Linked DNA regions of Homo sapiens: region 1 is linked to region 2. The links are chromatin loops, found by intact Hi-C in ENCODE. Cell type or tissue: heart left ventricle. All regions are shown on one strand. Each heading gives the region's core, and the rest is flanking DNA. Links, peaks and the distances in the headings are about the cores only.

The links. A loop is a pair of places that touch in the nucleus more often than their neighbours do. Peaks named below come from ENCODE experiments on the same cell type or tissue, not always from the same donor. Only the 100,000 strongest peaks of a DNase experiment are listed, where the experiment ranks them.
Region 1: it touches region 2 in a loop (2.1-fold over the local background); 37 of 110 quality-filtered maps call a loop at or near these places.

What each region holds. Positions count from the first base shown.
Region 1 is chr1:161,323,909-161,327,866 of GRCh38, forward strand. The region is part of intron 2 of SDHC (succinate dehydrogenase complex subunit C); the gene reads left to right. Among named protein-coding and RNA genes, the nearest start is that of SDHC, 12 kb to the left of the region's middle. In heart left ventricle, for the core only: no CTCF peak of the experiment used is centred there; no DNase peak of the experiment used is centred there.
Region 2 is chr1:161,372,455-161,384,600 of GRCh38, forward strand. It overlaps the pseudogene RRM2P2. Among named protein-coding and RNA genes, the nearest start is that of CFAP126, 11 kb to the left of the region's middle. In heart left ventricle, for the core only: no CTCF peak of the experiment used is centred there; a DNase peak (open chromatin) is centred at 6,807; H3K4me3 peaks cover 483 bases.

The DNA.
Region 1 (3,958 bases), core at 13-2,512, 54 kb before region 2:
GACGGTCTCGATCTCCTGACCTTGTGATCCGCCCGCCTCGGCCTCCCAAAGTGCTGGGATTACAGGCTTGAGCCACCGCGCCCGGCCCTGGAGATTATTTTTTTTTCCTTAGGGAAGAGCAATAGATTGTTGACTTAGATTTGATGGATATGTACGACAGTGGGCAGTTGTAGACAGTTGACTGAAACTTAAGTAATTGTGGTGACTATTTATGGTTTGTGTGTATGTGTGTTGTTTGTTTGTTTTTGAGACAAGCTCTCACTCTATTGCCCAGGCTAGAATGCAGTGGTATGATCAGGGCTTGCCGTAGCCTCAGCTTCCTGTAGCTGGGACCACAAGCATGTGGTGTGCCACCATGCCTGGCTAATTTTTTGTATATTTTGTAGAGACGAGGTTTCACCATTTTGCCCAAGCAGGTCTTGAACTCCTGGGCTCAAGTGATCCCCCTGCCTCGGCTGGGATTATAGGCATGAGCCATTGCACCTGGACTTTCATGGTGTATATTTATTCTCAGCCTGTTGATGTCAACAATTGCCTTTGTGTTATTTTTTAAAAACTTTTTATTTTGGAAATATTTTATACTTTCAGAAAAGTTATACGAATAGTAGGATGAAGTTCTACATATCTTTCACCCACATTTGCCAACTGTTAACATTTTATTGTGTTTGCTTATCACTCTTTTTTGTATTTTAGATTATGCCATATGAAATTTTTATTTTTGTAGGTCAAAACTGGTAAAATATTAATGATTTAGTGTAGTTCAGCCGAATACATATTTAATTATTAGTATTTTCACTGAATGCTTTAAGGGTAAATTGTGAACATCATGACCATTTACTTCTAAATATTTCTTCTAAGAACAAAGAAATTGTTTTACATAATGCAGTATAATTATATAAACATAATTATCAAATTCAGGAAATTTAACATTGATGAACTCTTATCTGATACACAGTTGATTTTCAGATTTTTCATTTGTCCCAAATAATATATTTCATAGAAATATAATCAGCTAGGCATGGTGGTTCATGCCTGTAATCCCAACACTTTAGGAGGCCTACACAGAAGGATAGCTTGAGGCCAGGAGTTCAAGACCAGCCTGGGCAACAGAGAGAGACCCAGTCTCTACAAAAAATTAAAAAATAAAAAATTAGCTGAGTGTGGTGGTGTGTGCCTATAGTCCCAGCTATGGGGAGGCTAAGGCAGGAAGATGGCTTGAGTCCAGCAGTTCAAGGTTGTGGTGAGCTATGATCATGCCACTGCACTCCAGCCTGGGCAGTAGAGTGAGACCCCTCATCTCTATTTTAAAAAAAAGAAGATTGGATGTGGTGGCTCACACTTGTAATTCCAGCACTTTGGGAACCTGAGGCAGGAGGATCCCTTGAGCCCAGGAGGTCAAGACCAGCCTGGGCAACATAGGGATACCCTGTCTCAATAAATAAATAAATAAATAAATAAATAAGAAACAGCTATCCTCAACAATTTAGTAGGCTGGGCATGGTGGCTCATGCCTGTAATCCTAGCACTTTCGGAGGCTGAGGTGGGCGGATTGCTTGAGCCCAGGAGTTTGAGACCAGCCTGGGCAACATGGTGAAACCCCTTCTCTACAAAAAATACAAAAACTAGCTGGGTGTGGTGGTGTGCACCTGTAGTTCCAGCTACTCGGGAAGCTGAGGTAGAAGGATCACCTGGATGGGGCAATGGAGAATTGTGCATAGCCTGAGCATGGCTGTTTAATAGTTGGTTTCAACCTAGCCCAGTGACAAAGGAAACCAAGAAACTACTGAGGTACCGAGCTGAATCTAGTTCTTGATTTTTGAGAACCTGAAAGGGAATCTTGAAAAGCCAGATGAGAGCAGATGGTAATGTATGAGATAAAACTGTGGCCCTGGAAAAGCATAATCTATTTATGTGAATATTTTTTAAATATACTTGCCCTGCCACCCAACAAGAAGTTGTGCTTTCATTGCCAGACCTGTGTATTGGGTGGGTTTAGAAAGCAGAGTTATCGGCCTGGCACGGTAGCCATGCCTGTAATCCCAGCACTTTGGGAGGCCGAGGCAGGCAGATCACGAGGCCAAGAGATCAAGACCATCCTGACCAACCAACGTACTGAAACCCCATCTTGACTGAAAATACAAAAATTAGCTGGGCGCGGTGGCATGTGCCTGTAGTCCCAGCTACTCAGGAGGCTGAGGCAGGAGGATGACTTGAATCCAGGAGGCGGAGGTTGCAGTGAGCCGAGATCGCACCACTGCACTCCAGTTTGGCCACAGAGCGAGATCCCATCTCAAATTAAAAAAAAAAAAAGCAGAGTTATCGTCTGATATGACCTCATCAGATGATTCAGGTTAACTGAATTAAAGTTGGTATAAAAATAAGATAAGTGGAGGAACATGTTTTCCTAATACTGTGGGTTTATCCAGCCCACCATACTGTTACCGGAAAAGGGGTCTTGACCCAGACCCCAAGAGAGGGCTCTTGGATCTCATGTAGGAAGGAATTCAAGGTGAGTAGCAAAGTGCAGTGAAAGAAGCAAGTTTATTAGAAACTACTCAATTATATAGTAGGGTGTCCTCAGAAAGCAAGTGGGGGAACATGCTGTCTTTGAGTTTCTTTTTTTCTTCTCTCTTTCTCTCTCTTTTTTTTTTTAAATATATATATATATATATTAGGTCTTTAAGGTTTTATTTTATTTTATTTTAATTTTTAATTTTTTTTTTTTCTTTTTTTTTGAGACAGAGTCTCGTTCTGTCGACCAGGCTGGAGTGTAGTGGCGTGATCTGGGCTCACTGCAACCTCCACGTCCTGAGTTCAAGTGATTATCCTGCCTCAGCCTCCTAAGTAGCCGGAATTACAGGTGTGCACCACCACGCCTAGCTAATTTTTGTATTTTTAATAGAGATGGAGTTTTACAATGTTGGTCAGGCTAGTCTCAAACTCCTGACCTTGTGATCTGCCTGCCTCAGCCTCCCAAAGTGCTGGGATTACACGCATGAGCCACCGCACCTGGCCAATTGTTAAAAATATTTTGATGTAGAGTGTTGCTCTGTTGCCCAGGGTGGAGTGCCATGATGCAATCACAGCTCACTGCAGCTTCTACCTCCCTGGGCTCAGAAGATCCTCCCACCTCAGCCTCCCGAGTAACTGGGACTGCAAGCTCGGACCATCATGCTTGGCTAAATTTTCTTTGCATTTTTTGTGGAAACAGGGTTTTGCCATGTTGCCCAGGCTGGTCTCAAACTTCTGGGCTCAAGCCGTCTGCCCACCTTAGCCTCCCAAAGTGCCGGGATTATAGGCGTGAGCCACCATGTCTGGCCTAAGTTTTCCTTATATAGGGATCTTGTCTATGTAAGGACTAAACTAAGCTGTGCCTACATGCGGGGGACCAGACAGCATGACAGAATTTATTATTCTATTGATTTAAAGAAAACTGTCCTTGACATTTTAGTGTGTAAGTACATCAAAGCATAACTATAATTATTTTGAAAGCATATGTTGTTATGGGTATTGGGACATCTGGACTTTCTGTTGTTGGAGTTTGTCCTTGCAGGTATTACCAAGCTGCTTCCTTAGCTGTAAACATGTTAGAACCGTGGGTTGTCACTGGCAAGGAATGTGCCTTGCTAGTTTTAAGATGGAGTTTATTTATTTATTTTATTTATTTTTTTGAGACGGAGTCTTGCTCTGTCTCCCAAGCTGGAGTGCAATGGTGTGATCTTGGCTCACTGTAACCTCTGCCTCCCGGGTTCAAGTGATTCTCCTGCCTCACCCTCCTAGGTAGGTGGGATTACAGTCGTGCGCCAACACACCCGGCTAATTTTTTTCTATTTTTAGTAGAGATGGGGTTTCACCGTGTTGGCCAGGCTGGTCTTGAACTCCTGACTTCATGATCCACCCACCTCGATCTCCCAAAGTGCTGGGATTACAGGCTTGAGCCACTGTGCGTGGCCTATTA
Region 2 (12,146 bases), core at 5,846-8,345:
GAGGATCACGAGATCAAGAGATGGAGACCATCCTGGCCAACATGGTGAAACCCCGTCTCTACTAAAAATACAAAAATTAGCTGGGCGTAGTGGCGCGCGCCTGTAGTCCCAGCTACTCCAGAGGCTGAGGCAGAAGAATCGCTTGAACCCGGGAGGCGGAGGTTGCAGTGAGCCGAGATTGCGCCACTGTGCTCCAGCCTGGCGACAGAGTGAGACTCCGTCTAAAAAAAAAAAAAAAAAAATCCAAGGTGGAGTCCTGGCTTGATCCTATGTGAATTCTAATATTTAAGATTTCAGGCCGGGCGCGGTGGCTCAGGCCTGTAATCCCAGCACTTTGGGAGGCCCAGGGGGGTGGATCACAAGGTCAGGAAATCGAGAGCATGCTGGCTAACACGGTGAAACTCCGTCTCTGCTAAAAATACAAAAAATTAGCCCGGCGTGGTGGGGGGTGCCTGTAGTCCCAGCTACTCGGGAGGCTGAGGCAGGAGAATGGCGTGAACCCGGGAGGTGGAGCTGGCAGTGAGCCGAGATCGCGCCACTGCACTCCAGCCTGGGCGACAGAGCGAGACTCCGTCTCAACAAAAAAAAGATTTCACTAGGAAATTGTAATATCAGTAGTAACAGGCAATTTTAAGCTTCTAATAAAAGTGTATTGAATTTTAGCCTTTCTTCAGATGAACTGGTTGACTTCAGGTACAGCAGATGGTCTTTTACTAGGACCAGATTTACTTCTTCCAAAGTTGGAAGGGCTCTTTAAAGGCCCCATCCTTTACGTATGCCTTAAGATACTTTTTTCCATTCACTTAAATTCTTTGATGACTGAAACTAAACCATTAGGAAATCTTTTATTTGGACTGAGATTATCTGCTATTGAAGTACAAGTTTAACCTGTACTCTATAGGCGATGTGTACATTGGACCTACGTGAAGGCAACCACCAGCATAAGTACTAGAGTCACATTGCCTGGATTAAATTCTGGCTTTGCCTAAATGTGTGGCCTTACACAAGTTAATCTTTCTGGGTCTCAGTACCCTTACATGTAAAATGGGGATAATCTTAGTTTTGAGCATTAAATATATGTAACATGCTAATAGGGTGCAAGATGCATAATGAATGCTCAATTATTTTAGCATTATTATTGGCTTAAGACTGCCAAGTAAGAAGTACTCATTCAGGTTACCTTAAACAAAAAAGGGGAAGTGGGGAAATTATAATTAATAGGAGTATTTAACAGATTCCAAAGGTAGGAAGTATAGTTTGGGCTTCAAAGGATACTAGAATTTCAAAGATAGAACATGATCAGAAAGATTTTCTGTTTCTTCTTTATCATCTCTGTTTCTCACTGCCTTTATTCTTTTCTTTTCTTTTTTTTTTTTTTTTTGAGATGGAGTTTCGCTCTTGTTGCCCAGGCTGGAGTGCAATGTGCGATCTCGGCTCACCGCAACCTCCGCCTCCCGGGTTCAAGCGAGCGATTCTCCTGCCTCAGCCTCCCGAGTAGCTGAGATTTTAGGCATGCACCACCACACCCGGCTAATTTTGTATTTTTAGTAGAGACAGGGTTTCTCCATGTTGGTCAGGCTGGTCTCGAATGCCTGACCTCAGTTGATCCGCCCACCTCAGCCTCCCAAAGTGCTGGGATTACAGGCGTGAGCCACCGCGCCCGGCCTCCCATGGCAATTTTTAAAACCAGAAAAAATTATTAGTAACCCCTTCATAGTAAAAATGGGGCATTTATCTCATCTATTACACAGTGTAACCACCTGAATCACTGTCTCTAGTTATACCATCAGCTCTCTACTAAGGTTTCTTCTAAGTAGCTCCAAGGTGCCCTCCATGTCACCTCACTGGGTCAGGTGTTGATGGGTCTTGGATAGGAGACCTGGCTTTTGCCCCATTTCCTGGGCTAACAGGATTTCATCCAACCAAGCTACTGGCCAAATTTTGAACTATTCAAACACCCTGGTTTTTGTAGATTTCCTTATAGGAAATGAAGGCGTAGTTCTGACCCCTGAAGAGATGCATGGCTACAAATGTAAAAGCTATAGTTTCAAAACTTCTCTATAGAGTTAAAATAGCTGATCCAGTTTTCTTTCCTGAGACTAAGGCTCCCTCTCTCGGAGACTGCTGTTACATCTCTCCTTTCCACTGACAATACCACAAAAGAATAATATTCTTGATAAGATCCCCTTCCTGAGGAGCCAAAGAACAAGCTTTGTATACTCCCCACACACTGCCTATGGGGTAGCCCTCTCTGCAGCATTCATAGAGCTATTTAACACTATTTCTTTTTCTTTTCTTTCATTCCTTTTTTTTTTTTTTTTTTTTTGAGACAGAATCTTGCTCTGTTGCCCAGGCTGGAGTGCAGTGGCACCATCTCAGCTCACTGCAACCTCCGCCTCCCAGGTTCAAGTGATCCTCCTGCTTCAGCCCCCCTCCATAGCTGGGATTATAGGCACACACCAGCATGCCCTGCTAATTTTAGTATTTTTAGTAGAGACAGGGTTTCGCCATGTTGGCCAGGCTGGTCTGGAACTCCTGACGTCAGGTGATCCACCTGCCTTGGCCTCCCAAAGTCGTTGGATTACAGGCGTGAGCCACTGTGCCTGGCCTATAACACTATTTCTTAAAACAAAACAAAAAGACCAAAGAACAAGCTTTAAACAACCAAAATGACTGAAAAGACATCAGTATCTCTCACTAGTGGTGTGAATTAAGTTTGTTTACTTGCATAACTAAGAATAAATGATGGTTATAATGGCACCAGTATAGGATATCTTGGCTATGTGCTTTAACAATATACAGGTTGACCATGAAGTCTGGAAATAGATACTATTATTTTATCATGTATTTAAATATATTAATAAACCATTAATATGTATTCATTAACTTTTCCACATTTCTTGGCAATCTTGTAAATATAGTACAACTATCAGTAAAGAGAGATTAGGGGGCTGGGCACGGTGGCTCACGCCTGTAATCCCAGCTTTTTGGGAGGCTGAGGCAGCGGATCACTTGAGGTCAGGAGTTCAAGACCAGCCTGGGCAGCATGGTGAAACCCCGTCTCTACTAAAAATACAAAAACTAGCCAGCTGTGGTGGCACACGCCTGTAGTCCCAGCTACTTGGGAGGCTGAGGCAGGAGAATTACTTGAATCCGGGAGGCGGAGGTTGCAGTCAGCCGAGATCGTGCCGCTTTAGTCCAGCCTGGGCGACAGAGCGAGACTCCGTATCAAAAAGAAAGAAAGAAAGGGTTTAAATAAAGAAAGAGAGAAAGAATGGGTTTACCTACCTATTAAAAGAAAATAGTTTTCACATTGACAAAGCAAAGTCCAACACTGTGCTATATAAAAGAGCTACATCTAAGAAGAGTTTCAGGAAGCCTAAATAAATGACTAAGAGATGTACCAGAATTTATTCCTAAATGTAAGCAGGGGTTGCAGTTGTAATTATCCATCAAAGTAGAATTCTGACTAAAAAGCATTACTTTTAATGAGAAAAGAGAAAGAAATTTTAGCCACAATTTTTATAAAGATAATGACATTTTATACAAGGAGAAATAGAAGCACACTATAATAGGAGGACTAACAAATCCCTCAGATCTAGAAAGGTCAAGTGAACAATAAGTTAGGATACAGAAGACCTAAACAACATAATAAATATATTTAAGTAGATTTAATAATATTAAACTCTGAACCTTAATAATAGAGAATAAACTTTTTAAAAAAATGCGTAAAGGGCTGGGCGTGGTGGCTCATGCCTGTAATTCCAGCACTTTGGGAGGCCGAAGCGGGTGGATCATGAGGTCAGGAGTTTGAGACCAGCCTGGCCAACATGGTGAAACCCCATCTCTACTAAAAATACACAAAATTAGCTGAAGATGGTGGTGGGCGCCTGTAATCCCAGCTGCTCGGGAGGCTGAGGCAGAATTGCTTGAACCCAGGAGGAGAGGTTGCAGTGAGCCGAAATCGTGCCACTGGACTCCAGCTTGGGCGACAGAGTGAGACTCCATATCAAAAAAAAAAAAAAAAAAGAAAAAGAAAAAAAGAAAAAAATGCATAAAGCATTCACAAAAATGTGGCACATTCACATCCTAAGCTACAAAGAAAATCTCAGTGTATCCAAAGTGAAGAAACAATAATTCAAATAGTATTATCTGACCAAAATGTAATACAATTAGACAAATCAAACAATAAAACAAAAAGGCCTCTTCCAAAGGGAATTTTATTTGCACACACTCACACTCACTCTCCCATACATTTCCCCAAAGGGAAATTTCAGAACGTGTTAAACCACTCCTGGGTCAAGGGGGAAATGCAAAATAAATTGCAGGGGTTTGTTTTTGTTTTTCTGACAATGCAAGGCAAAGCCTTTATTCATTTTAATGTTGCACAAGTGTAAGGACCATATAATCTGGGTTTATTTAGGTAACAATAAAAGATAGAAAATCTCATATTACAGAAATTTTAAAATTGACTATATAATAAATGATTAGGAAAACTAAAAATAGAACAGGACAATGTTCAAATAGATAATAAAATTAACAAATGGGGCCAAAAGATCAACACATATCCTGCATCATCTTTCATGTAGTGTCTCAGCTTTCTTTTTCCCAAACATAAAGGCAGATTAATTCAAACTAGCCCTATTAAGAATATTAGTTTGCCAGGTGCAGTGGCTCAAGCCTGTACCCAGCCTAAAAAATATTTTCTAATTTCAAAGACATGTAGGCCGGGCGTGGTGACTCATACATGTAATCCCAGCACTTTGGAAGGCCAAGGGGGGCGGGTCACCTGAGGTCAGGAGTTCGAGATCAGTCTGGCCAACATGGTGAAACCCCGTCTCTACTAAAAATACAAAAATTAGCCCACCACCACGGTGGGCCCTGTAATCCCACTTACTCGGAAGGCTGAGGCAGGAGAATGGCTTGAGCCCGGGACGCAGAGGTTGCAGTGAGCCAAGATCTCACAACTGCACTCCAGCCTGGGCAACAGAGCGAGACTCTATTAAAAAAAAAAAAAGGGCCATATAGTAAATGTAAATGAATTAACTATTAACTCACACAACCTACTTAAACAAGACTAGAATAAACAACTTTTAGGAACCAACTCCAGTTGATTTCACCACCTAACAGGAGCAAGATCTTAGGTGGGTCATTTTGTTTAAGGATGACTTGAAATTTTACAATGCCACTGTAGTCCCCACATATAAAAACTCTTCAATAATTTTTTCTTATCAACTAGAAGTTGGGGAAAATATAGTGAGAAATAAAATGATATGGCTTCTCACACATATGAAGGCCCAGATCATGCCTAAATTTCTCATCTGTCTTTGCCGTGAGAGATTCCTTAATCCACAACACTCTACTCAGATAGGACAGAGAATCCCAGGACACTCCCCAGGCCACAGGATAAAAAACACTACCTGTCTTCTATCTGGCACCAACAGACTAATATCTAGCTATATACAGGATTGACTTTAAAGTTGATTAAGGAATATTTTAATTCATTCAAGAAAATAAAATTTAGAAATTATATGCTTAGTCTACACAAGTTTAACTTACTTTAGTTACTTAGTGAATTTTGAATTGGCTCCAATTAGTGGTCAGCAGAATACTTTGGTGTAGAAACCAAATAAATCAAGCTATTATTACCTTGATAGTACAAACAATGTTTGTAAAGTGCCAGTTTTATATTTAAGTAAACAAAATCTGCTTTGAAGTAGGGAGGCTGCATCTTTCAACTGCCTGTGCTAGTTAAGTGAATGTTTAATCCTGCTGGGCCAAGCTCACTAGAGAGTCACCCCTCACTTTAAAGCCAAGACTGCTGCTGTCACTGCTATGGTAAGTCACAGCCAGCCAGCCTGCTGGCAAAAGGTGATACCACCAGCATTATAAATAAACAGGCCTGGTCGTGAGGTAGCTACACAGTTTTAAAGATGCTGTTAATGGCCGGACGCGGCGGCTCAAGCCTGTAATCCCAGCACTTTGGGGGGCTGAGGTGGGTGGATCACCTGAGGTCAGGAGTTTGAGACTAGCCTGACCAACATAGAGAAACCCAGTCTCTACTAAAAATACAAAAACTAGCTGGGTGTGGTGGCGCATTCTTGTAATCCCAGCTCCTCGGGAGGCTGAGGCAGGAGAATCGCTTGAACTCGGGAGGCGGAGGTTGCAGTGAGCGGAGATCGCGCCATTGCACTCCAGCCTGGGCAACAAGAGCGAAAGTCCGTCTCAAAAAAAAAAAAAAAAAGAAAAAAAAAGAAGATATCTTCCACTGCAGCAAAGGCTACAACACATTCACCATAGGTAGCCTCTTTGTCCCCAATACAACTCAAGGCCCAATTTGCCTTCTTGACACAAGGTGTTTCAATGGTGTTGAAGAGAAATTCCCTTTCTTTGGCATCTTTTATGTAAGTGTCAATAAGGAGACTATACATTTCAGAATGTGTGTTTTCCATGGCAATTTGGAAGTCATAGAAACAGCGGGCTTCTGTAATCTGAACTTCTTGGCTAAATCGCTCCACCAAGTTTTCATTTACTATGCCATCACTTGCTGCAAAGAAAGCCAGAACACGGGATATAAAATCACTCTCCTCGGTCTCCTCGGTTTAAGGAAGCCTCCGCCTTCTTATACATCTGCCAAATATCATGGTACTCGTTGGGGAAGATGATAAAGTGGCGGGGTCTTCTCTCAGCAGTGGTTCATCCTCCACGCCAGGAGCAGCTATTTTAGTTTTCGGCTCCGCTGGTTCCTGGAAGATCCTCCTCGCCGCCTTGCTGGCCAGGATGCGAGTTCCGCTCAGGGTCGAGGGCGTGTTCTCCTTGTTGGCCAGACTGAGAACCTTCAGCAGCAAGAGCTGCTGTTGCTGTGGGTCAGCGATGGAAGTGATCCGGACGCGGACCGAGAGCATGGTGGTGGCGCGGGAGAAGTTTTTGAAAATAGCAATGAAAACCCCCAGAATTTATGGGAAACAGCAAAAACAGCTATGAGGGAAAGGTTTATAGCATTAAATACCTATATAAGTAAAAATAAATAACAATCCAACTCAAAATATTATACACAAAACCCAGGGTAAACCGAATGACACAAAAATAAGAAATTAGTAAAAATAAAGGCAGAAGTTAATGGGTTTGAAAACAACAACAATAACAATAACAATGGTAGCATTATATTAATTAAAGAATCCAAAACTGTTTCTTTGTAAAAATAATTTTGATAATTTCCTAGCTAAGGAAAGCACAAATCCATGAAACTGGAAATAAAGTGACACAAAAGAAGAAATTTGAAAAATATTCTTGTAAAAATATTTTAAAATCTACATTAAATGGATTTTTTTAGAAAATCCAATTTAACAAAATTTGCCCCTATAGAGACAGCAAATTTAAACCGGCCAAGTAACATAAAATAATCATAGAAACTAGTTAAGGAGTTCCCCTACAAAACAAAGCAGGCCCAGATCGTTTTACAGATGATTCTACCAAACTTTAAAAAACAAATCTTTAATTTTTAAAACTATTTTAGACTATGACAAAAAAGGGAAAACCCCCAAAATCATCTTGCAAAGTAAGTATAACATTGATTTCCAAACCTCAATTTTAGAATCGTGACAAAGACTGTAACAAAAAAAACCATTATAGATCAATTTCACTTTTGTATTAATATTGATACATATATATAAAACATTAGCAAAGTGAATCCAACAGCATGTTAAAAAATATTTATCATGACCAACTGGATAATATTCCAAAAATGCAAGAACATATAATATTAGGAAATCTATTAATATAATCCACCATATTAATTGATCTAAGGTGGAAAAAATGTTTGATTATCCCCATAGATGCAAATTGATAAATTTTACATAATAACAAAAAAAAGTAAAAAGACTAATGGGAAAAGAAATTTATAAATTACATTACAAAGGAGTAATATATTTGATTCAGGAAAAACTTCTAAAAATAGGGAAGAAAAAGACTAATAGCTCTGTAAAAAACTGGGCTAGAAAATGGGGCCAGCCTGATCTGTCCTAAAAATTTATTTTAGGCCGGGTGTGGTGTTTCATGCCTGTAATCCCAGCACTTTGGGAGGCTGAGATGGGCGGATCACCTGAGGTCAGGAGTTCGAGACCAGCCTGGCCAACATGGGAAACCCTTTCTCTACTAAAAATACAAAAAGTAGCTGGGCATGGTGGCATATACCTGTAATCCCAGCTACTTGGGAGGCTGAGGCAGGAGAATTGCTTGAGCCTGGGAGGTGGAGTTTGCAGTGAGCCAAGATCGTGTCATTGCACTCCAGCTTGGGCAACAAGACTGAAACACTGTCAAAAAAAAAAAAAAAAAAAAGATGGAATAGTTTTGTCAGTACATGAAAATGTGAGGGGGCCAGGTGTGGTGGCTCACACCTGTAATCCCAGCACTTTGGGAGGCCGAGGCGGTCTGATCACGAGGTCAGGAGTTCAAGACCAGCCTGGCCAAGATGGTGAAACCCCGTCTCTACTAAAACAGCAAAAATTAGCCAGGTGCAGTGGCAGACGGCTGTAATCCCAGCTACTCGGGAGCCTGAGGCAGGAGAATCGCTTGAACGCAGGCGGCAGAGGTTGCAGTGAGCTGAGATCTCGCCACTGCCCTCCAGCCTGGGTGACAGAGTGAGACTCAGTCTCAAAAAAAAAAAAAAAAAAAAAAAAAAAAAAGAAAGTGTGAGGGACTCTTAGTGGTTGTCTGTTTGTATGTATACTCCTCAGTAAAAGAGGGTTGTTTTGTGTATGTGTGTGTGTTTTTGTTTTTTTGTTTGTTTTTTGAGACGGAGTCTCGCTCTGTTGCCAGGCTGGAGTGCAGTGGCTCCATCTTGGCTCACTGCAACCTCCGTCTTCCGGGTTCAAGTGATTTTCCTGCCTCAGAGTCCCAAGCAGCTGGGACTACAGGTGCGCACCACCACGCCCAGCTAATTTTTGTATTTTTAGTAGAGACGGGGTTTCACCAGGTAGGCCAGGATGGTCTCGATCTCTTAACCTCGTGATCTGCCCGCCTCGGCCTCCCAAAGTGCTGGGCCTGGCCAAGTGTGCTTTTTTGTTTGTTTTTCATTACAAAAAGAAGAAGGGGCCAGGCACGGTGGCTCACGCCTGTAATCCCAGCACTTTGGGAGGCCGAGGCGGATGGATCACCTGAAGTCAGGAGTTTGAGACCAGCCTGACCAACATGGAGAAACCTCGTCTCTACTAAAAATACAAAAATTAGCTGGGCTTGGTGGCGCGCGCCTGTAATCCCAGCTACTCGGGAAGCTGAGGCAGGAGAATCACTTGAACCCAGAAGGCAGAAGTTGCAGTGAGCTGAGATCGAGCCACTGCACTCCAGACTGGGCGACAGAGCAAGACCATCTCAAAAAAAAAGAAAAAGAAAAAGGAAGCTGAGCTACAGATTAAACAAACATTTCATAGAGAAGGAAATACCATGGCCGGCTGCGGTGCTTATGCCTGTAATCCCAGCACTTCAGGAGGATCACTTGAGGTCAGAACTTCCAGACTAGCTGGGCAACATAAATGAGACCTCATCTCTACTAAAAATCAAGTGATTACCTTTAGGGAGAGAGAAGGAGTGATATGGAAGGTGTGGAGGTAGATGATAAACTTATTTAAATATGCCTTGTTTTATAGCGTTTATTTTGAAACCCAAGTATTTTACATAGTTATAAAACAAAATTTTAAAAATTTCTAAAATAAATAAATAAATTCTCTTCATTTTTACAACAAAAAGATTTTTAAAGAAGAGATAGTTGGCTATAATACAAAAGCTATATAAACAGTTAATACCTCTGCTTCCTCTCAACTTGACACAGATCATATTGTTTTCTTTCTTGAGATTAAGTCTCCCTCTAGTGGAGACTAGTTTTACAACTAATCCCCAACACCCAGCACCACAAAGGAAAATATCCTTTGCCTATTTCCTCCTGCTGCTGTAAAATTGTATATTTTAGGTATCAGAGTCTTGAGAAGGAGGACGTGGTAGAAGATACTGAGCAATGGGATAGTAAAGAGCTGGGGACAGAGTTAAGTTTTATAAGGAATTAGGGATATGAGAAGCTCTAAGAGCCAAGATTTGGGTTATTCAACTCAGAATGGGCAAGGAACCTCAGCTTCATGATGGTAAAAAATTCCACCACCTCTGCCCAGAAAAAGGTGATTCACATCCTGATATCACTGTGTACTCAGGGAAATAGCTCCCCACAAGGCATTGCATTAGGGAGAAACTATGGTGAGGAACAGCGATGAGCAGGACATGAAGAGTGATGGTCCTAAGCCAGATATGATGTCATGAGGGTGAACTCCAGGACCTCCTGTCCTTCAGGACGATCCCACAGTCTCACTAACCACTGAGGGCAGATGCAGAAAAGCTTTGCCTTCCCAGAGACTGATCAGGGGAAAAGGTACTGGCACAGCCTCTTCAGTTCCTGGCAGGGACGGGCAGAGACTAGCCCACATTGAAAGTGGCCCCTTGGGGGATTATGGGAGGATCCTTGTGTCCTGGGCTACCCTAGGTCTCATCTGATCTTGCACAGTGAAAGCTACTCATGGAAGAACTCCCTTAGCAGGGAAGCCGTTAGAGTGAAATCTTTCCTAACATTGACTCTGGTTTGTGGAAGTATATGACATTTTTCTCCATTCTCTGTAGCACTGTGGTCTTACCCTCTGAAGAGAATGTTTGTTGGTTGCCACCTCAGCATGTATCTTCCACCCCCTTTACAATTTTTGATAAGAACACAAAAAGAAATGAAGACTAAAAATGGCCCAGTTTCCTAAGATTGTTTTCTGATCCTATAAAATCTAATTCCTTAATGCAGCTCTGTGGTCCTGCTCTTTTGCATACCTAGCTTGAGAATGCTGTCTAGGAAGGGACTCATTTGAAGAATTATTATTTCTGCCAATTCCCACATCTTTCTTTCTCTTGCCTTCACTTCCTCCTTTAAGAGGTGAATTTTCAGACACATTAAAATTCTGGAGGAAAAAAGTGGGCTAATTAGGTGTGGTGACCCTTCCTGGATGCAAAATGTAGCATAATTCTCTAGGAATCCATCAACAAAGAAGATAGGCCATTGAGGAAGATATCTCTCTCCCCAAACATATTGGTTGCTAAAGGCCAGCCCCCAGACCATGATTCCTAAAGTAACAAAAGGTAATGTGAAAAATAATGGAATGTTATTTAGACTTGAAAAGGCAGGAAATTCTGACACATGCCAGAACATGGATGAAACTTGAGGACATTATGCTCAGTGAAATAAGCTAGTCATGAAAGGACAAATGCTGTATGATTCCACTGATATCAGGTACTTTGAGTAGCCAAATCATAGAACAGAAATTAGAAGAGTGGCTGCCAGGAGCTGAGGGGAGGGGTGATCGGGAGTTATTGCTTAATGAGTACAGAATTACAGTTTTGCAAAATGAAAAGAGTTCTGGAAATGGATAACGGTGATGGTTGCAAAACAATATGAATGTATTTAATACCACTGAGCTGTACACTCACAAATGGTTAGGATGATAAATTTTATGTTATATAATGTTACCACAATAAAAAAAATTGGGAAAAAAAGCAATATGACACTTACTGAGGACTGCCAAGGAGTAATGAAAGGAGATACCAGTGACTGATGCCAGGATGAGATCTTGTGTCTCTCTTTTTTTTTTTTTTTTTGAGACAGAGTTTTGCTCTGTTGCCCAGGCTGGAGTGCAGTGCCATGATCTCAGGTCACTGCAACCTCTGCCTCCTGGGTTCAAGCAATTCTCATGCCTCAACCTCCCGAGTAGCTGAGATTACAGGTGTGCACCACCATGCCCAGCTAATTTTTGTATTTTAGTAGAGATGGGGTTTCACCATGTTGGCCAGGCTGGTCTTGAACTCCTGACCTCAAGTGATCTGCCCGCCTCGACCTCCCAAACTACTCTAAATTTTACCCTCTCCCTTGTCTTTTGTCAGAAATCTTGCACAGAGTAATTTCCTAAAAAGTCTAGATCAAATTAAAAAACTAAAAAAAGAAGCTGGACTACAGTCTATCTAGATCAGTGTTGGTAGTCGCATCATCATTATAGTAGTGATTAAATTAAAATGTAACCAAAAAGGTTTAACTTATTTTTGCAACAACCAAATGTAAAACTAGAATAATA